2 separate regions of the Homo sapiens genome follow, and region 2 is linked to region 1. A link is a loop called in an ENCODE intact Hi-C map of the cell type or tissue named here. Cell type or tissue: endothelial cell of umbilical vein. All regions are shown on one strand. Links, peaks and the distances in the headings refer to the core of each region. The heading gives the core; the rest is flanking DNA.

Region 1 (2,903 bases), core at 144-2,643:
GTCACAGCCCAGGAATGTGGGCATCCAAGCATCAGCAGCAGACATGCTCGCTGGCTGTCAGCCGAACCAGGGCCCCTGAAAACTGACAGGAGCTGAAAGAACCATTAGACAGGAAGGCTGGACTGAGAGGGCAAATTTCAAGTCACCTGAGCTGTGCATGGCAACGCAAAGCAGCTAAAGCTGGTAATGTTGGGAAAGCCACTGCCTGATGGGCCTCCGTTTCCCCATCTGTAGACTGTGGATGATATCTGTTGGCCTGCCTGTTTCACCAGGCAGCTGTGAGAACATAAATGTGATTGATTGCATCACCTGATTATATTGCTACCTCAACCCATCTCAAAGACCCACAGGGGAAACTGAGGCTCTGAGAGCACACAGATGATACCTCGGTTGGTAATAGGGCCAGGCCAGGAATCCGGGCCTCCGGGCTCAGCTCTCACTGACTCAGTGTCGGACCCTGGGTAGATCTCTCTTCTCAGAGCCTTGGCTTCTTTATTGTAAAACGGAGGAACTGCCACGACAGTGCTTCTCAGGCTTAGTTGTACTCACGTAGCACTGGGCCCTTGTTAATCCACGGATTCTGATTCAGCAGGTCTGGGGCGGGGCCTGAGAGTCTGCATTTCTAACCAGCTTCCAGGGTCTGATGCTGCTGGCCCTGGGGCCACATTTAAGAGCTGGGGCCTGGAGGAGCCATATGGGCTTTCAGGTCAGACATTCCTAAACTTCCAGGGCTCTGGATGCCTCCTTCCCTTCATCGCAGCCCCCACGGGGCTGTCCTGAAACTCCTAGGTGGGAGCACTTCCTCTCTTCCCTGCGACCCTCCGCTTCATCTGCACCTGCCTCACCTTCAGAATCAAGAAGTCTCCAGCTCCTCCTGCCTCCCCCTGGGACCTGCCCTTCTCCCAGCCCTTAGTGGGAGACAGAACCCCATACCTATTGAGGATGTGAAGAGCTCAGACCTCTGGAGGATTAGAGAGCAGGGCTTCTAGGAAGTCTCTCATCCCAGGGATCTTGCTGACTCAGTAGCTTTCCTGCCCCTCCTGCCATGCCCGCCCAACCTCAGTAGCTGCTGGAGGGGATTTGTATGCCATCAGGATTTTGTAAAGAAAAGAGGGTGTGTGTTGGTAAGGAAGGAAGAAGCCAACATTTATTAAGGTCCTATTGTGTGGCAGGCACATTCGCAAGCATCGCTTCCGGCCAGCCCTTGGCCCTGTGAGGTGCACTTGCATTGAGCCGTCATTGTGGGGATGAAATATGGTGCAGCCCGGGAGACTCCTGAGGGACAAGTCAGCAGTGTGAGGAGGGGACAGAGGCCAGCCTGGTTTCCCAGCACAAAGAAAGAGGAGCCTGGGGGCAGGGAGCATCCAGCTTGGGGAGGGCCTACAGATCAGGGGTGGAGTTTGACTTCTTTCTGGGAGTTTGACTTCTTTCTGGGACAGCAGGAAGCGCGTTAAAGGGCCAGGCGAGTTTGAGAGAGGATCAAATGAACTCTTCGGAAGGACATGGCCGTTGAGTGGAGATGGGGGTCAGAGGGACCTCCATAAGGCTCCTTCCACTCGTGGGACCTTGAGCTGGACAGGCTGTGCGGTAGCCCTGTCGTTTGTCTACACGCGAAATATCTCTACAGCACGTTCTTACCACGATCTGATTCCCTGTAAAATCCCCAGGAGGGGGCAGCACAGGCCTCAGTCTCCCCTTTGGGAGAGAGGTCCAGGGAACACCACAGGCTTCCCCAAGACCACCCCAGGATGAGTCACTGGGCCAGGATTGGAATCCAGACTCCGTAGGCGGTCTGCTGCCAGGACTCTGGGTCCTGGGAGGGAAGAGGCCGGAAGGCCAGGGCCCAGCCCGGGTCAGCAAGCACCCATCACCCGAGCATTGCCCGGCTGGCCCGGCTCAAAATAGCTTTCCAGACACAAGGAAATATTTTATCCCACTCCGTTTTCCCACACAAAAAAAATAAACATCCCCAAATCTCAATGGGGCCAGACTCCGAAGAGGGGGGAAGGGGAACAAGAACATGGCTGGCTGCCCACTGAGAAGTCCGGTATTTGTCCTTTTAGTTCCTTTCTTGGGGTCAAGACTTTGCTTCCTGATATGAGCGTGGAGACTCCCACTGCTTTCCCAGTGGGGACTGGCTTTCCCTTGGTGTTAGGCTGCCCTTTCCCAGGGGTCACACACCTCAGACATTGTGATGCAGATGGGACAGCTGCAGGGACCATACATGGAAGGGTTAAGAAGCATATGACACAGCTCTGCCCTTGACGGGCTTACACGCCACTGGGAGGCATGGCTGGGCTTCCTGTCTCCCTGAGGAGCTCTTGGACACTGGGGAAGAGAAGACTAATATTTCCTGAGAGCCAACTGTGTGCCTGGTACACACCAGGCTCTTCCAAAGACACAATCCCATTTGACCCTCACCATAAGCCTTTGAGGCAGGTGAGGCTATGAGGCTATTATCACTTCCCATTTTACAGATGAAGAAACTGAGACTTGGGGCAGGCATGATCTGTGCAAGGTTTCAGAACCAGGGAATGGTAGACCGAGGACTTGATTTTACACAGGTGGCTGTAAGGCTGCACTTGGCGTCATGCTGGCATTGGTAGGGCCCACCTGGAGGCTGGTGGGTGGTGAAATGAGCCGGGGCTTGCTTGCGCACAGAGCTCCCGTTCTTCCCTTGGGTTGTGGTAAACCCAGTCCCTAGTGTCCCAGGACCTGACTGGGAAGGCAGAAATGAGGCTGCTGTTATGGATTGAATTGTGTTCCCCTAAAAGGTAAGTTGAAGTCCTACCACCCCCGACATACCTGTGAATGTAACCCTATTTGGAAGTAAGTTCTTTGCAGATGTAATCGAGTTAAAATGAGGTCATTAGGAAGGGCCTCATCCAAGATGACTGGTGTCC
Region 2 (2,903 bases), core at 291-2,790, 51 kb after region 1:
AATCCACCTCCTGTGGGCCCCTCCAATTACCCAGGGTGCTCAGGTTCAACACAGGCTCCACATCTCCTTAGTTTACTCAGCAGTTAATGAGCAAGAGCCTGGACCCACCTGTGTGTCAGGCCCTGGGCTGAGGGTTGGGCTGGGGAGATGCGGTGGATCTGGCCCGGCCCATGCAGCTGGAAGGTGGGAGGAGGCCTGGTTGGTGGGGTCTGTGGGAGGCTCTAGGTCAAATTCCTAAAAATGGATCTGCTTGATGACCAGCTTGCCAACTGATCAGGTTTTCAAATGACCAATTTGCCAAATATACCAAACTTACCAATTTACTATTCATTTTTTCCAAAGTATATAGCAATTGTATTGGATAGATTGACACTGGTTTTCATTTCATCTTCATAGTTCATTTTAAGGAATGTTTAGATGGTCAAAAGCTAAGTGTCAGGGAGTGGTTTCATTTAGTAAAGGCACTTAACATTTGGAATTGGAGAGGGACTTTCTGGGAACATCTACCAGGAATGGGGCATTCTGGGAGCTCTGTAGCAAGACAGGCCTTCAGGGACCACCTGACTCCCCAGAGCCATGTGGCCTGTGCCTGGGTTGTCCTCTGACTGGCTCTGTGTCCTGTGCCAGGCCCCTTCTCCTGTCTGGGTCGCAGTCTCCTGGCTATAAAGAGCTCAGCTTTTGGGCCTTGCTGATGTTTGATGAGACCCTGGAGCTACCTGTGACCTCAGTCTCCGAGTGTGGCCAGGGTCCAGGCCATGGGAGCCAGAGAAGCTGCTGACTCTGCTGAGGGCAGCCCAGCCCTGCTTGGAAGTCAAGGCTGTTGTGTTGGTGCCTGTATCTGAACTGTGACATTTCTGGGTCCTGTCCCCAGCCCCAGGCAGAGGGGCCTTGCTTGCTGTGTGCGGGGAGCATGGGGCTGCAGAGGGTGGGGCCCAACTAACTTTCCTTTCCTGGTAACACGCTTGCTAAGCTCATTTCCTTTTTCTGAAGGGAAATGCCATTGACATCACACCACTGGATTTTCAGTGACGCAAGATGAGAACTCGTGAGCCCTTCGCAGGCAAGAAGGGTGCACGTGTGGGCTGGGCACAGATCTGACCCGGGGCAGATTCGGAGAACCTCTGATCTGAGGCTCCTAGCCCTTGCTTTAGAGATGGGGACCCCTAGGTCAGAGAGGGGTAGAGACATGCCCTGGGTTCCACAGCCAGACAGCAGGGCTGGGGCCAGATCCCAGGCCCCTGTCTCCCAGCCCAGGGCTCTAGATGAAGGGGCCTGACTTGCCCTCTCAACCTATCTTAATAGTGGCACCAACATCCACCAAGTTGCCTAGGCCACAAACGGGTCTCACTGCACTCCTCCCTCCCAGCACCCTCCTCCTGGCAGCAGCACTCATAGCTGTCTCCTGCAGTCCATCACAGGCCACTCCCTGGCTCAGGCCACCTTGTCTTCTCCAGGACCCCAGTCCAGGAAATACCTGGCCACTGCTCAGGCCTCCCTACCTACATCCAGGCTTCTCCCTCCAGTCCATCTTCTGTTCAGCTGCCTGGGTGACTTGGCTAAAACACAGAGCCCACAGTGTCAGTCCCCAGGGCAACCCTTCCAGGGCTCCTTGGCTGGGCATCCCAGACTCTCCGTGGTGCTTGCGCCTCCTTCCAGCAGCTGCCCCTGACACGCCCCTTTGCTCCCTCGGTGCAGAAGCTGCCTGCCCTCTTCAGAGTGTGCATCCTCTCTGCATTTGCTGTTCCTGCGCCGTTTCCTCTTTGGGAACTCCTCCCTCTGCAGGCACGTTCCTGTTTTTGCTCACTCCTGAGGAAAGCTCACACGGCCCGATCTCCCTTCCCCCACCCCAGCCTTGGAGGGAACGTCTAGGTCTTCCTCCCCACCTCCTTGACAGCAGCAAAGACATTTTATTGTGGAAAATTTCAAACACACAACAAAAATAGTACAAAAACTACTGTGTATTCCTCACCCAGCTTCGACCCTCCCCGACTCAGGGCCACTCTTGTTTCATTTCTATCCCCCAACTCCTCCCCACTGGATTACTCAGAGCAAATTTAAACATCAGATAATTTTATCCACAAATACTACAAGGAGTTGGGCGCAGTGGCTCATGCTTATAAATCCCAGCAACTTGGAAGGCTGAGGTGGGCAGATGACTTGAGGCCAGGAGTTCACCACCAGCCTGAGCAACATAGCAAGGCCCTGTCTCAAAATAAATATTGCAGTCTGTATTTCTAAAAGATAAAGGCATGGCCAGAAACTATTATCCTGCCTACATTTTTAATAATAATTTTTTATTATCATAGTATATAGTGGTGTTTAAATTTCCCCAATAAACCAGGCGTGGTGGCTCACACTTGTAAGCGTGATTACTCCAGATTACTCCAAATCATGCTTCTAAGTATAATTACTCCCAGAACTTTGGCAGGCTGAGGCAGGAGGATCACTTGAGCCCTGGAGTTCAAGGCCAGCTGTCTTCCAAATAAAAAAATTCCCCATTGTCTAACAAAGATCTTTTACAGATCTTTTAAAGTTGATTTGTTCAAAATCAGGATCTACACAAGTTCCATACATTGCATTTGATCGTTTTCTCTTAAATCTCTTTCAATCTTTTCTACTTCCTCTCTCTTTTTTGGGGGGGGAGGGGGTGGTTTTTTTTTTTATTTTGAATCAGGGTCTAACTCACTCTGTCACCCACGTTGGTATGCAGTGGCATGATCTTGGCTCACTGTAGCCTCAACCTCCTGGGCTCAAGTGATCCTCCCACCTCAGCCTCCTGAGTAGCTGGGACCACAGGCATGCGCTACCATGCCTGGCTAATTTTTTGTAGTTTTTGTAGAGACAGGGTTTCGCCATGTTGCCCAGGCCGGTCTCAAACTCCTAAGCTCAAGTGATCCTCCCAC

What was found. Hi-C counts contacts between places; a loop is a spot of excess contacts. Peaks named below come from ENCODE experiments on the same cell type or tissue, not always from the same donor. Only the 100,000 strongest peaks of a DNase experiment are listed, where the experiment ranks them.
Region 2: it touches region 1 in a loop (7-fold over the local background); 6 of 110 quality-filtered maps call a loop at or near these places.

What each region holds. Positions count from the first base shown.
Region 1 is chr11:76,577,468-76,580,370 of GRCh38, forward strand. No RefSeq gene overlaps it. Among named protein-coding and RNA genes, the nearest start is that of LINC02757, 52 kb to the right of the region's middle. RefSeq lists an enhancer at 1,574-2,266. In endothelial cell of umbilical vein, for the core only: a CTCF peak has its summit at 1,635 (motif pointing right); DNase peaks (open chromatin) are centred at 1,374 and 1,844; H3K27ac peaks cover 2,500 bases.
Region 2 is chr11:76,628,692-76,631,594 of GRCh38, forward strand. It overlaps LINC02757 (long intergenic non-protein coding RNA 2757), which reads right to left and starts at 1,731. Exons shown (of 5, transcript NR_187244.1): 1 at 1,500-1,731. RefSeq lists enhancers at 796-1,155, 1,614-1,908. In endothelial cell of umbilical vein, for the core only: no CTCF peak of the experiment used is centred there; DNase peaks (open chromatin) are centred at 1,000 and 1,790; H3K27ac peaks cover 2,500 bases.